2 separate regions of the Mus musculus genome follow, and region 1 is linked to region 2. The links are chromatin loops, found by intact Hi-C in ENCODE. Cell type or tissue: heart. All regions are shown on one strand.

Region 1 (8,000 bases), 160 kb after region 2:
AGGCTCGCTTTGCTGTTCACTTAGACTTTTCCTTGTGGTCATGGTGGCTACTGCTCTAGATGTTTGGTTCAAGTTCACGGGAGAAGAGAGAACGGAGAGTGAGAGACAGACCAGAGCATTTGCGACATCACCATGGAGGATGTCATAAGTGTATGTCACAACATTCCTCTTCTGCTTGGCCACATGATCCCCATTTACCACAAGATGGTCTCATGGCCATCTCTAGCTGCAAAGATGGCTGGGAAAGAAGACAGGAGAGTTATGATTGTTCTACACTGATCTTAACCTACTTCCTGGACCTGACACATCATTACATTGCTGAGGAGAAGAAAAGAGGAAGACAACAGCATAGCTAGCAACAGACTTGGTCATTGCAGGATTAGAAGTTGGTTGAGAATGGGGACAAGGGCCATCTCAGGAAGTGGGGCAGAGGTAGAAAAATATACTGACTGGATGGTGATGGTGCATACCTTTAATCCTAGTACTTAGGAGGCAAAGACATGGGGAATCTCTGAGTTCAAGGCCAGCCTGGCCAACAGAGTGAGTGAGATCCAGGACAGTCAAGTGTACACAGAAAATCCCTGTCTCAAAAAAAGGAAGAGGAGGAGGAAGGGAAGGAAGAAGAGGAAGAGGATGAAGAAGAGGAGGAGGAGGAGGAAAGGAAGGAAAGAAAGAGAGAGGGGGAGGGAGGAAGGGAAGAAGGAAGGAAGGAAGGAAGGAAGGAAGGAAGGAAGGAAGGAAGGAAGGAAGGAAGGAAAGAAGGCAGGCAGGCAGGCAGGCAAAAAGAAAAGAAAAACACATGACATGTAGTGAGAACAAAGAAATTTAATTTGGTTTTTGTATAGACTATTGTAATTTGGTACTCTGTACTACAAAAATAAAATCACTGGTTGCAATAATACAGGCACAAAATTTTATTAATTAAAGAAACATGGTAGCGGGGTGGGAGGAGGTATGGAATGTGGAACAGTTAGAGGGTGGACCAGGAAAGGAGAATAAAATCTGGAGTGTAAAAAAATAAAAAAATAAAAAGATAATAAAAGACAATAAAAAAAGAAACATGATAGCAATCTATTTGTGCATTGATGGTAGAATGGTTGAATAAACATGCATATATATATATATATATATATATATATATATATATATATGCATGGCTGGAGAGATGGCTCAGCAGTTAAGAGCACTGACTGCTCTTCCAGAGGAACTGGGTTCAAATCCCAACACCCACATGCCAGCTCATAACTGTTTGTAACTCCAAGATCTGACACCCTCACACAGACATACATGCAGGCAAAATGCTGATGCATGTAAAATGGAAATAAATAAATAAAAATTAACATTAAAGAAGTAGCTTAAAATAATACATACATTTATATGTATTTATATTTTTTATATATCATTGTGAAGTTTTAAAACAAGTTAGCCAGCACTGGAGAACCTAACTGAGTTACATGGAGAAACCATGTCTTAAAGAAAGTAAAGGGGAGTCAGGGTAGACAGTGAGATGCTTGCTGCTAAGCCTGAAGACCTGTGCTCAGTCACCAAAACTCACATGGTAAAAGGAACGAATTTATTACTAAAAGTTGTCCTCTAGCCCCTATATAGGTGCTGTAGCATGTGCATGCATGAGTGTATAGCACACACACACACACACACACACACACACACACACACACAAACAGATAAATGTATCTTTTAAAGTAATGGCTGGGCTGTAGCTCATGGGGTAAGGTACTTAGATAGAATGTTCAAGGACTCTGAGTATGATCCCAGAACCTGAACACACACACACACCCACACACAACATCATCATCAAAAAGTACACTCAAAACTAGCTAGCACTGGAAACCAACCTCAGGAAACTAAGTGGGAAATGGAGAGGAGGTGGGGTGATCTTTTTATTTTTTTCTTTCTTTTTATATTTTTGAAATTTTCCTGGCTGATATGAACATACATAACTTTGGTGTGCAACTCTAAGCTTTCTATAAGTAGTCTAAAACCGAATTATTTTCTGAAGAGTTAAATGTTATGCATGGACAACAGGGAATCACTGAGGGCTTCTGATCAAGGGAATGATGTAGTCAAGGAAACTAGCCAGGCAGGTATGACAGATGGATCAGAAGAGCAAGAGTCTGAGATAGGCAGGAGAATGAGCCAGCTATCATAGCAGCAAAGAACTGACAGAGATTACTAAATGTGAAGAGGGCCAAAAGAAAGAGGGCCACCAGGATGGGCAGCTCATCCAGGAGAGTCTTAAACCCTTGATGTGTTTGCCTGAACTGGGAGGAATGGTCATGAGGAGAGGCAAGTTTCCTCCTTCATCCTGTCAATCAGCACACCTTCCACTCTGAACGTCCAAGTAAGGTGTTGCTCCTCTTCAACTCCTCCAGCTTTCTTGAAAAAAAAAAAAAGATTTATTTATTTTATGTGTATGAGTATACTATTGCTTTCTTCAGACACACCAGAAGAGGGCATCGGATCCCATTACAGATGGTTGTGGGCCACCATGTGGTTGCTGGGAATTGAACTCAGAACCTCTGGAAAAGCAGTCAGTGCTCTTAACCACTGAGCCATCTCTCCAGCCCCTCAAGCTTCTATTTAATTGACATTTACAACATAAAAATCAACATAGTCATATTTCTCATGAGATTTGTGTATTATTTCCCCTCTCTAAACTGAGAACGTCCTAGGATCTGAGAAGACTTCATGGTGCCCCTTCCAAAGTGCAGTGAGCCTAAGATGTAATTATCCACACAATCGACATCATTGAGTTTATTTATCTTCATCCCTTGGAAGAAAGGGCTCTGTCCTTGGAGTTTACCATCCCAGGGAGAAGACAAACTCTCCACAGAACATCCTGTTACAGCTGAGGTTACAGGGTACGCATGAGGTGGCCTCTACTTGACGCTCTAGGAAAGGGAAGGGGAGTCAGATGGAGAGAACAGGACAGAAGGCATCAGCAAAGCCCTTGGGGTGGGAAGTAGCCTGGCCTATTGGAGCAATCAAAAGAAAGCCAGGGATAGTGGGAACTCTGGGTGAGTGGGAGCAAGAGGCTAAGACCCCGGGAAGCCAGATCAGATCAGCCATGAGAAACAGGTCCATAGTGGTGCTAAGAACCACTAGAAACCACACATGTTTTTAAAAGAGAAAGAAGCCCTCAGCTTCCAGACACAGCTTTGTTGTTATCATTGTTGTTGTTGTTTGGGATTTTTGTTATTGTTGCTTGGTTTTGTTGTTGTTAATCCAGTTTCACCAGGTCTCAGGTGCTGAGATTACAGGAACAGACCACACCTACTTTGTGGTGAGTGCTGGGAACTGAGCTCAGGGCTTCTGTGTGTCTGTCCCCAGTCTTTGCTTTACTCAACCACCACTCCTACCCCCAGAGAGCTCTCTGGCCCTCCTGGCTGAGACTTCCGGGGAGAAACCAGGATGCTCAATGGTCAGCTTTCCCAGGAGGCCACTCCAGTGACACCTCTCAAATCCTCTATACAATTCAGTGCTCCTCTCAGCTCCACATGCATCCAGTTAGCAGGGCAAACATCCCAGACTTCAGAAGTCTTGCCCCAGGATCTGAAGAGAAAGGAAGGGATGTGAGGAAGGCAAGGCCGATATCTCCTCTCTGTGCTCAATTTATCTCTAAAACAGGATATTCACAGCAACTGTCTTAGAGGGTTGCTTTGAGGGCATAATTCACACAGAATTCTTTTATAGTACAGACACAAAACAATCTATCAAAAAGTGTTAGTGTTTTGTCCTTTGTTTTTCATCTTTGTTTTGTTTCCCCATCCACAGACTTCTTGCTCTAATTTGGACAACTGATTACACATGAATGGTCACTTCCTTTAAATGAGATGTAGATTTATTTAATGACATGCAGTTGCATAAAAGTACTTAATGTGGAAAAAACAGTTTTGTTCCTACTGAAAGATGAGACCCCGGAGGCACTGGTTGTACTCCCACCTATTCTACAGAACCTATGGTTGAATACCAGAGAAAGCGTGGAGGACTCTGCACCAGGTGAGTCCACCAAAGGACGGAAGTTTGGATAAATCTTGGGGGTGGGGGGTGGACTCTACCTGGGGCCTAGGCTCTTGATAGTAGGTCCTTCTGTTCTCAGGATGTAAAAAGAAAGTAAAGGCAGGTAGGAAAAGGGAGCTGCCACTGCCTTCAGGCTTTGGACTGGTACTGAAGAAACTCTCAGCTATGAAGACTGAATTGTAGGAGGCGGGTCGACGCGGCAGAGGGCGGAGCCCACGTCAGCCCTCAGCCCCACCCCAGCGGAAGTGCTGCTGGCCCTGGGCCCGCCCACCCCTGGGTCTCCCTCCCGCGCTCAATTCAGCTCCTAGAGCGACTTAAACCTGCACCCCAGCTTCGGGTCTAGAAGGAGGATCCTGGCTCGGAACAACTGGCTGCTCTCTGACCCTCCCACTTTCCCGCCCTCCCCATCCTTTCTCGGTTATCCGCGGGGCCGCTGGCGCCGCTGAGAAGCTCACAGGTAAAGTGTGGGCAAGTAAGGGCGCAGGTGTAGGTGCCTCCAGGGAAAGATTGACTTGGAGAGAGGTAGAGACTGTGTTGATCCTGCAGTGGTGGGGGAGAGAGAACGCGGAGCCCCGGAATGGTGCTGGAGCTGGGCAGATAGAAGGGGCGGGACTGAAGCCCTTCAGCTTGGGGACCGGATCATTTGTGTCCCCGCGTCTTGAGCAGTCTCCATTGTGCCTGGAAGCTGTTGAACTGAATAGATGGGGTGGGAGATGGAGCGGTGACAACTGAGGATTTTCCCCCACCCACTCTGCGTGGTGACTGCGTACTGACAGCTGCCCCACCGGGTGCGCACACTCCCATGTTTGCAGAATGAAAATCAATAAAATCGATGTACTGGCAAAGAACACGAAACACGATGGGTTGTTATTATTACTTGTGTTTGTTAAACTCTTCCTTTTTTAAACTTCTTCCTTGGAAAATGTGGCTTCAGCTTCAAAGAAGGTTACAAATTATCTTTTGGTTCCCCCCCCCCCCAAGATTAGGAAACTTGCACTTGGTCCCAAGCCGAGCGGACCTCCTCAGGAGGCCTAGCAACGTCGTCAGCGGGAGCGAAGTCCCAGGGCTTGCTCAGCTTCCAGACACAGCTTTTCTCCGCGCCCCATCATCTGCATTTTAGGGAGATGAATCCCCTCCATTTACCGGTCTCCAGTTTACCACTCCCACGCCCCAGGGGCCCCGCGCCTCCTCCCCTCCCCCCATCCCACCCCACTCCCGCTCTCCCGGTCGCTTTAAATAATGATATTTGCATGCAAGGAACGATTCATAAATATGTCAGGGCCGGTGAAATATAGGCAACATTTCAAACTTTCTATTTAAAAAACATGAATTATGGCTGCGAAAAATGTGTTCCCATTTAAAGGCGATACGAAGTATTTGGTGTCTCGTCCCCGGGCCCATCCATCATGCAGACAATAAAGAGAGTTTTTCGCCCTGACACTCGGGATTTATGGGCGCCCTTCTCTGCCCTCATCACTCACCCACTACGGCCAGCCTGGGGACAGGCCCGGCGGAGAGACTGGCAACCGCCCCCCGCCTGAGTCCAAGCGCTCAGTTTGCACCTTTGCTAGAACCCCAAATCCACGAATCTCCAAGGGAAGCGCCTCGAGTTAGGGGATCTAGAAGGGTCTGGGCAACCACGTGTGCGTGGGATCCACACACTCATCCTCCCGAAGCAAGCTTTCCTCCCGGGCTGAGGCCGAAACGGCCCTGTGAGTGCCCTCTTCAGAAGTCGGGGCTCAGAGCTGGAAGTTTGCTGCGCAGGTGGCCCCAGATAACTTACACGCTAGCTGGAAGTTAGGACACAGAGCTAGGCCAGGGACTGCTCGGATTAACTTCTAACCACTCTTCCCCGCAGAAGGTGATCTGGACTCAAATTTTCTCAAGCTGGATCAGGCAGAGTACTCTGAGCAAGGCTCTGTACAAAGCTACTTCTCCTTTACCACCCGGTGCGAACTGTAGACACCCATGCTGGGCGTCGGCAGCAGACCGGAGGTGGGCACTAAGGAGTAACAGAAATAAGGAAGAGGGTGCCTTCAATTTGCCTCTGGCCAAGCTAGGCCACCAGGTCCCCTCCCTCGTGTGCTCACACTAACTTTGGCCTCCCAAAGCCACCTCTAATTCTCTGGAGAAAACTTGCTTGAAGCAAAGTTCAGACTCTGCTGTGGAATTTGCTTTCAGTTTTCGCTGGGGGCGGACTCTAGAAACCCTGTAGGTTTCTAAAGCTTGAGCTACTAGGCCATGAAACCTTGGGCACCAAGAGAACAGTAGGGCTGAAACCACTACCTCCTAGGCATGGGGAGTCATCTCGCGCCTGCAACTGAGCCTAGGCTCACCGGTACATGCCACCCGGGAGACATTTTCAGTTGGATGCCTGCTGGTTGGACTTACTCAGTTTAATATGACACCAACGAAGGCCAGAGATATCCTCTCAATCCTAAAAATGACAAGATTGAATTTATTGCAGAGCCATGTGTAAGCTTTATCCATGTGAAGGTAAAATTATACAAACATCTCAGTGCTCAGTACCAACACCATTTATTGCTTCTGGTTTCAAGGGCACATAAGTCTGGAAATTGATGCCTATAGGATAAAAATACATATTCTTACATTCTAAATGGGTGCACATATAATTAAATTGGGAAAATTATAAAGCAAGGGTTGGTTTGGTTTTGTCCTTACTTGTGATGTATTTTTTTTACATTCCTTGCTTGAGTGTTATCGGGGCCCAAGCTAGAACTTATGTCTAATAATCACCTAGTGAATATTTCCTACAGCCAGAGCTGAATAGAGCTCTGTCTATAGCTCTTTAGGTATCTGCAGTACAGTGGAGGTGACATAAATAAATGCATAAGAAATCCAGGTAGGCAGATAACTGAGCCACCGTGCATCATTCAATATATATATATGTATGCGTGTGTATACACACATATATATTACATTATATTATATATATATATATACATACATGCATATGTAAATATACCGTATTTCTGAGTTTAGAAATAAATTATTTTCATAAGACTGGAAAGTAAGTACGAACTGAGGGACTTTGAGGGGGCTTGTGTGGGGATCCCTAGTCCTGCAGCCCAGGGCACCAAGCAGTCTGAAATAGGTCTTGTTGGATAGTCCCAGCCTTCAATCCCAGCAAAACAGCTGCCAGCTGGGGATGTTTAGTGTGGATGTTCAACTGCACAGCACCTTTGGGGCGCTTATGGATGGCGACCCCAGACAGTGTCTTAGAGAAGATCTGGCATTTAAATTAGTAGGCCCTGGATCCCTCCAACCACCCTTTCACCTCAGACACTTCAGCCAGCTCCCAGTCCTGGCTTAGTCCGGTTCTGGCAGTGGCCACTTGGGTCTGAGCTTAGACCAAAGCATATCATAGAAAGGTGGTTGGTGCTCAACTCCAAGACATTACCAAACTGGGAAGCCAGAGACACCAGCAAGAAGGCCACAATTCAGAGATCTAGAAGCCAAACCCCTTCCAGTCCTTGAGGCTCTAGCTTGAGGTCATAGAAGAAATAACCTAGGTGTATTTACTAAGAAATCCTAAGCACTCCTTCATACACTAAGTGCTGAGATCCCAACGCCCGGTGAAGCTCCAAAGAGGATATTGGCCAGGTCAAGAAGGCTGGAACTGTAAAATTCCGGGGCAAGATACTGATCCCAAACAGGGGGCTTGCAACAGCCCACATATTTAGCTATCCTGCACTGGCTGAATTAATTCCCTGTCCCCCAAATACACAAAACCTTTATGAGCCTCTAAAAGTCCTAACTTGGGAAAGAAACTAGGGGGAATATTTATTTATTTGCAGGAAAAAAGAAAGAAAGAAAGAAAACCTGGGACTCGCATGCACTCCTGTGGAGAAAGAAGGAACCCGGGCCCTGAGAATGCCCTGCTCCTGAGAACAGGACTGCCATGCAGACATTTATACGTGGAGCAGGCGGGGAGGCAG
Region 2 (8,000 bases):
CACCCAACATGTATGGACACACACACACATACATGCATGGTCACACATGCCCTGTGTGCACATGCATACACGCACCCACACACACACACAGACACACATACACGTAAACACACATACACATATCTATCTAGCCCCATCTAGTCTTGGTTTCATAGAGGACACTTCCAGCAGTGGATGCTTATGTCACCACTAGAAGACAAACATTCTTTCAAAAGATGTGAGACCAGGAATAGTTTCAGTGCCCATGAGAGTGACGAGCATCTTTTTCCATCAGCCAGACACACCATGCCAAAGAATCTTACTGTACAGCCAGAAAAAGGGGTGGGGGGTCCTTTCCTGTGGACTCTATCTCTTGTTCTCTAAGACACTGAGCATTGCTTTGTTCCCATCAGTGCTGACATCCCTGTCTTATAAAGAATGACTAGAGAGGACATCTTAGCACAAGGGGCAAATGTTTCTTTCTGTTTTCCCACTACTAGTGTTTGAGATAAACAATCCCACAGCGGAGAAACTTACTGGGCTCTACTCTCTATTCCAGCCTAACATGGAAAACACAGGACATATTTAGATGGAGAACAGACGGCCTCTTGATTGGAGCTTGCTGTAAGCCACGAAGTACAACAGTGTCTCCTCCTCTTAAACAGGGACTATCAGCTGAGCAACTAGAAAAGCAACAACAGCACTGGAAGGAAAAGAGCCTTAAGAAGACATAAATCAAACTCAGAAAATTAACTTAAAATCCAAGAGTCTCCTTGCCCAAGCCCAGACTTCTCCACGCCACAGCCGCTAGTCACAGGAGCCATGCAGTGGTATCAGCTAGTCATGGCGACTGGGGCTGATGTGAGCAAACTGTCTTAGTGAGCGTCTTTCTTTCCTCTAGCTACTAGAAACCTGTGAGAGAATCCTCTCTTACTCTAGTTCTCTGGGAGCATCCTCCCTCATTTCAGTTCCCCACAACTTGCATCAAAGAGAAACTTTAACATGGCCATAGAGCACAGACCAACTGCAAAAGTTCTGGCAAGGAATAGCTGGAGATGACAGAGGTGATGATGATAGACATGAACCCTTGTAAAGAAATTCAACTCCTGTGCCTTAAAGGGTCTGAACAGTAATTCTGGCCCCACACTAATACTCCAAGAATTTTTCCAAAAATTTTCTGTCATTTACTGTATTTTATCCCCAAGGATGCTTGGATTTCTACTGTAACAGAAAATCTAGATTATGTATTTTTTTAATTTATTTTTATTATACATATAATTATTATAGCATATATAATTATATATGATGCTATATCATATATAGTTATATATTATATCTAATTATATAATAGTGTTATATATTATATATCATGTAGCATATTACTATATTACTACATATTATACATCTGTAATACATATACTATATATATACTAAATATGCATTATAATAAATATTTTATATATCATATAACATATGTTACATACATACCCATATACATGATATATAATATATACTTTATATTATATGATATATGAACTATGATTATATAATTATTACATATAATTATATAATAGTGTTATATGATATATGACACATAAAATGTGTTATATATTGTGATATATAGTACATATCATATAATATATAAAATATTATATATCCTTGACTTTCTGAAATGCCCAAATTAAATATGAAAGCTTCCTAAAAAGTAAAATCAGGTCTAACTTTCTCTTTTTGCACAGTGAACTTGATTCTATGGTATACAAATGGCAGCCCAGGGATGACTTAGTCACTAAAGCATTCACCTTGCATGATAGAGGGTAACTAAGGAACTGAGCATAGTAGAGGGTGTTTGTGATGCCAGCCCCAAGGAGGCAGAGACAGATAGATCCCCAGGGATACTAGACAGCCAACTTAGCCTACTTGGTATGTTGCTTGCTAGTTCTACCAAAAAGAAAAAGAAAAGATAGAAGGAAGGAAGGAAGGAAGGAGGGAAGGAAGGAAGGGAGGGAGGGGAGGAAGGAGGGAAGGAGGGAGGGAGGGAAGGAAGGAAGGAAGGAAGGAAGGAAGGAAGGAAGGAAGGAAGGAAGGAAGGAAGAGAAAGTACAGAAGTAAAAGAAGATAACACCCAAGGGAGTCACATAAGGTTGACCTCTGGCCTCCACGTGCTCTTGAACATATATGCACTAAATAAATAAAATACGAGTGGAAAGTCAAAAGGGGAATGGATAATTGGTGCTGAAATCATACATGAGAGTCACGAGTCAAGTGATAAAACTGGAGATCAGACAGATCAGATGTCTCGTTCAACACGGGAAAAAGCGAAAACCTGCATCTCCTAACACTAACTTCATCATTTTGCTCTCATTAAACTATACAGCTTCAAAATTCAAAATTAGTAAATAGGGAGGTATGCGTGCATGCACATGTGTGTGTGCGTGCATGCGCACACTCACTGAATCTGGATCTCAGTGATTAAGCTAGGCTGGTTGACCAGAAAGCCCTGGGTCCTCCTGTCTCCAGCACTGGGTTGACAGGCACGTGCCACTGTACCCAGCCTTTTATACAGGTGCTGGGGATCCAAACTTCATGCTTGTACAGTAAGTACTTTACCAACCGAGCCATCTCCACAGTCATTAGTGGATTTCTACCATCCCAACTGTGTGTATCAAGATCTTGGGCTGTCTTCATCCACCCGATACTAGGGATACGGCATCGTGGACAGGAGCCAATAATTTCATGTTCAATATAGCAAATTTTACCTTAATCTTTAGAAACTGAATGCACACCAGTGACTGAATTGGCTCCTTGGTCAGGCATTAAGTCTCCCAGGGTGTGTAGGGAGACCTTTAATGTAAGGGGACTAACCTGGGGTAGCAAAGACAACCGTGAGTGTGATCTGTGAATCCCTGAAACCAAAAGCAAATTGAAATGTTCATGTGCTTCTTGTTTAAAGCAAACAGCCTTCCTTTTCATCAGATTATTAAATATTTCCCCTTATAGTCCCAAGAATCAGCAAACTCATACAATTACTCTCTCAAAGATCTGATGTCTGGCCTCTCATAAATTTCCATCACTTTCCGTCTACTAAAATTACTTTATATGATTGAAATGAATTTAATCATATTTGGGAGAATTTTCTTTCCTTTTTCTTTTTCTTACCATAAAGACTCAGGCAAAGTGTGGAGGTGGCTCAGGCTATCACCACTGACTGTCACTGACAGAATTCATTTTAAAAGTCCATTCTTAATCATGACACAGACCCTAAACTTCACTTGCTTTAAAAGAGAAGCTGCCAAAATGAAACTTTCATGATTTCCTTCTTCACTTGGGATCTACTCTAGGAAATGGTGACTTTTAAAAAACTTTAAGGTCAGGCTGACTATATACAGAATGGCATGCCCCTGAAATGCATAAACCAATGGCATTAGGCACTAAGATATAAGGGTCCTCTTTAGTGGAAAACTGGGTTACTGTACATTTGAAATCTAACTACCCCTCATAAACATCTTCAATACATGTGAAATAGCAGGGTGGACAGCTTCTCTCACACTGAGGGTCATTTATGGAGCAGTCAAGGGCTGGTGGGGAAAGAGGCATGAAGAGGGACGAGGCTTTATAAAACGAATAACTTTTTCTCATTCTCGATATTTCTTACGTCCTTTTATAACAAATTGCTTGGCTCTTGAGAGCAGACTCATAAAAGGAGTGAAATATATTTTTCTATCCTCAGTCTGAACTTTTTTTTTAGTACATAAAGTTGTAATGACCCTTTCCAAACAATGAGCTAATACTTCAAAAATTTCCATTGTTCCAAAGACACAAATTACCTTGCGCATCTATGTCCATCAACAGAATGAGGAAGGAAAACACATGAAAGTCATTTCAAAGACATCTCCTAGGAGTTATACTTGGAAGCTGGAGAAACCCAATAATCCCCCTACCTAGATAAATTGAGTTTTCCAAATGACTGGGGGGATCAACAGCGGAGCAGGGCCAAGCATTTGAATCTTATAAAAGAGGCTCTGTATTAGCCTCTGGGGAGCCAGTCCAACATGCAGCAACTTTATGGCTGGTCGACCTCTTGAAGCCACAGCCCCACCTTGAGTGGAAAGGAACCAAAACAAAACGCTATCTTCCAGCAATTTACACAGTGCAAATGGAATTTCTCCAAGCTCCGAAAATAGGTTTATTCAGTTCGTATGTGATCCCACCCTTTCCCTTTAAACAAACAGTCGTTGCTTAGTCACTCAAAATCAAAATCCCTCCCCCTTTAACCTCAAATCATCAATGACAGTAACCATGTGTCATTTGGGATGTTCAGAGAGTGTAGTTTCTTACTAATAAGAAGTCTGACCAGATCTATTTGTAAATACATCCGGAGCCTGACAAGTACTCCTTACCTCTTCTCCCATGATCGGATCTGGTCCTGAGTTCCCCAAACTGGGATTCAGAAAAGCTGTCCATAGCTCAGTTAAGTAATTATCAATTTCTGAAGCTAACACTCTGGAGAAGAAAAGACACACAAAACCCTTCTGGTAGAGAAAAGAAAGTTTTGAAGGGAAGTAGGTTAGTAGCACTTGTCAAGTCAAAACTCATACTTCTGAGGAAACATTCTAACATCCTCTAGTCTGAAAGACCATGGGTCAAAGCCTGACTTTGGCAACAGACCCTGTCCAAGTTACTTCTCCTGAAGCTCCTTTGTGCCGTGTAACCTGGCAATGATAATGATAACTTTCACCTGGATCATAGCGCTGAGGTGAGGGAAATGTGCAAATGCTTGGACAACTCTAAGCAGAGGCCAGGCCCTTGCAACACTGTATCTGTCGTTTGGCTGAAGTGATGGCTCCATTTTAACTATCAAAATCAAGGGAAGGAAAGCAGGTTGTAATGTTTCGTTCCCTGTAATCCTATTGTCCTAGACAGAAATTCCCTCCCGTTGCCTTTGTTTCCACCTACAAACAAAAAGCCCTTTCCCTTGGGTTAAGTATTAGAACAGCACAGAACATTCCTGAGATTGCCCTTAGCCCATTACTTTCTGGAGAATTGGATTGTTCTGAACTCTGTCCTTCTCCCCTACCACCATCCCGCCCCGTGGCATCTTCCTTTGTGGTTCCCAAGGGGTCAAATTAACTTACAACAAAATCAGCTTTCCCTTTCCCTAGGCCTTTAAGACGAGGGTAGGGATTCCCAGGCCAGAGAAGCCCCTTTGAGAGGCTCCCAAGCTTCTCAAACTAACAGGCAAGAAAGAGCAGCCATTCATGGGACAAATAAGCGATTTGCATTTCCAAGGATGTGGGGAAACATATTAGTTATAATTAGCAAACACACAGAGTCCCCCTGACAGCTTCACTTTACAGACCCTTGAATGTTTGACAAGAAAAGGTCATGTTTTGTAAAATCCTCAAAAGGTCATTCAATAACAAATCACATGAATGAAATCGCAAGGGTTCTGGAGGTTAACAGAGACACCACAGGCAGTAAAGTGGGTTTTAAGGTAAACAAGGAAGAGTGGAAATGGCTGGGCCTCAGCCCTGGAAGGGGGAGCTGCTGAGAGCAAGTCTCTAATTTACCAAACACTGTAATTTCAAGGCATTTTCTTTGCACTTGGAGATTTAACACGGAGTGCTGTTTCTGGAGTTGTGCACACTTGGGGGATTAGCAGATAACCGCCCAGCCCTATTTCAACAGTTCTTCCAAAGGTCTGGGCTGACCTTCACTGGGTTGTTTGTTGTCGTTGTTATTTTAATGTGTATTTTTTATTTAATAAGCCATACGAGGGGATTCCAGTTAAAACATATAGGTGGCTGTATATATGGCATATAGACACCTACCTATTCCAGGGGGCACACCGCACATTCCTGAAGCACTTCCAAGTGTGGAAACTGGAGACCTTCCAGCATTTTCCTCTGGCACTTTGACCTGCTCATGACCTCTTCCAACCCAGGTCTATTTTCTTCCTCCACAAAAGCCAGCAGCTCATCTCTCACAGTCAGGAGCCTCCAAGCCTTGTTTACACAGGGTAATTTAGCTACAGGATCAGCAGGGAGAGGAGAAGCAGGAGAATGCATCTGGCCTAAAGGCCAAACGCTTGATTCAGGATTACAGGGTGGACAGGTTTATAGGAGGGCTCTCTCCAGGATGGAACCAACTGGCTGGTGGCACTCCAGAAAGTTCTGGCCAACACAAGGGATGTGGGGGCTCCCTTCGAGTAGTTTCAGAGTTGGCACATGCCTCACATAGAGTGCTGAATGTTAAGATGAAGAATGCTATGACAGAAGAGCCCCAGCTCCAGATGACCTGAAGAGAACAGTAACCTTCTGGGTGCCCATGGACAGGACGCCGCTCCCAAGGAAGGGGCATGATGAAACTGGCAATAGCAAACCTATTGCCTCACTTGTTCTGTGACCTTAAGCTGGTCCACATGGGAGCCCCGTGCCTCAGTTTCCCCAGCTATACAATGGACTCCTAGTGGAGGAAACAAAGGCTGGACGAGAAAGCCACATGTTCCTTATCTAGCACAGACCCTGACTCTGATCACCACGAACAGTCACACTCCCGTCCAAACCCAGTCCCGTGGAGCAGCTACTTTCTAAGGTCCCTCATTGCTCGGTGTGGTAGCTCTCTGTAGATATTTACATCTTAATTAAAGTGAAATACAATTTAGACCCCACACCCTCAGCCACAATGGCTTGTGTCTCAAGCGTTCCATCACTGCCTGGGTCTGGTGACTCTCACACTGGGAAGTGTAGAAATCCACAACTCCCGCCAATGCCACTGCAGGCTGTTCTAGTAACATTACCTCACAGGCCCCACCCTTCACCCTCTAACACCTCAGCTCCCGTGAGCCATGCCCACCGTGAGTCTGCCCTTCACACACAGCCTGACAGATAGCTGGGCCTAAAGCATGTCCCCTCACCTCTACAATTACCTGCTGACCATCAGCTCTACTAGGCTGGTGACCGTGTGACAAGAGTGACGGTCAGAACCAGGACACCTCACTTTGTCTTTCTTGCCAACTATTTTAGCTTATTTGCCACGGGTACAGGGTATAATTAATATCGCACGGGAGCCAGCATTGTCATTTTTCAAATCATTTCCCTGGAAATGTTCTACACCTCTTAATGGCCCTGCTAATGCTGTAGCTGTCATGTTTTGGACAGCTGCACTTTTACAAGACAAACTCAATAGCGCCAGGAGACTCTGCAGACTTTTTAGCTCAGAGGCTCAGAGGCCATGCACGCCAGCCGGTAATGGCTAGATGGAAATCTTTGATTAATTTTTTTTTTTTTTTACTCCTTGGTGCAGAGTGTTTCTCAAATGTCACCTCTGAGGCTTCTCTCTCTAGTCACCTCTCCTCGCCTCTCTGCACCCCCATGCCCACAGCCCCTCTTCTGGACCACCTGATACACAAAGGTAAGAGGAAGACAGGCCCAGATCATTGTGGCTGATTAAAGTCAGGACACTGTCCAGAGGTGAACACATCTGGACAAAAGCCAGACCCTCTTGTTAAATGCAACACACTAAGAAAGTAGGGTCCTTCATGCCTGAATTTATCTTTCAGAAATATTTTTTTTTCCTTTCTGACAACTTCTTAATGAAAATTGTTGAATTTCTCCATATACTGGATAAATTTAAGAATGGCAGGAGGAGGAAGGAAGGAGTTATACTAGAAACCTCACAGGGGCTGGGCACTAGACAGAAAAGCTGTACCAATACTTAACAGACTCCAAGGATGACAATGCTTTTGGACAAAGGGGAGAAAACCCCCACTGGATTGTTTTAAGCAGCAACAGAACATTTTGCTGTTGGTTTTTGCAAGTTAATTTTATTTTTCTGAGCTGAGGACATAGCTATTAGTACAGGCAGGCCTGGTCTCATGAAAGCCCTGGGTGAAACCCACTGTACTTCATAAACTGGGTACAATGTGGCACAATTATTACCCCAAAACTCAGGAAGAAGAGGCAAAGTGGATGAAGGTCAGCCTCAGCCGTCAGGTGAGCTCAAAGCCAGTCTGAGCGCTA

Evidence for each region. Peaks named below come from ENCODE experiments on the same cell type or tissue, not always from the same donor. Only the 100,000 strongest peaks of a DNase experiment are listed, where the experiment ranks them.
Region 1: a loop joins it to region 2, with 2.4 times the contacts of the local background. A loop is called at or near these places in 3 of 42 quality-filtered maps.

What each region holds. Positions count from the first base shown.
Region 1 is chr14:21,991,949-21,999,948 of GRCm38, reverse strand. It overlaps A330001L22Rik (a long non-coding RNA gene), which reads right to left. Exons shown (of 2, transcript XR_001781181.2): 1 at 5,825-8,000; 2 at 1,379-2,393. Among named protein-coding and RNA genes, the nearest start is that of Zfp503, 6.3 kb to the right of the region's middle. In heart, no CTCF peak of the experiment used is centred here; DNase peaks (open chromatin) are centred at 4,318 and 6,188; H3K4me3 peaks cover 3,385 bases; H3K27ac peaks cover 1,561 bases; H3K27me3 peaks cover 4,407 bases.
Region 2 is chr14:22,153,215-22,161,214 of GRCm38, reverse strand. The region is part of intron 2 of Lrmda (leucine rich melanocyte differentiation associated); the gene reads right to left. Among named protein-coding and RNA genes, the nearest start is that of Gm41107, 130 kb to the right of the region's middle. In heart, no CTCF peak of the experiment used is centred here; no DNase peak of the experiment used is centred here; H3K27ac peaks cover 481 bases.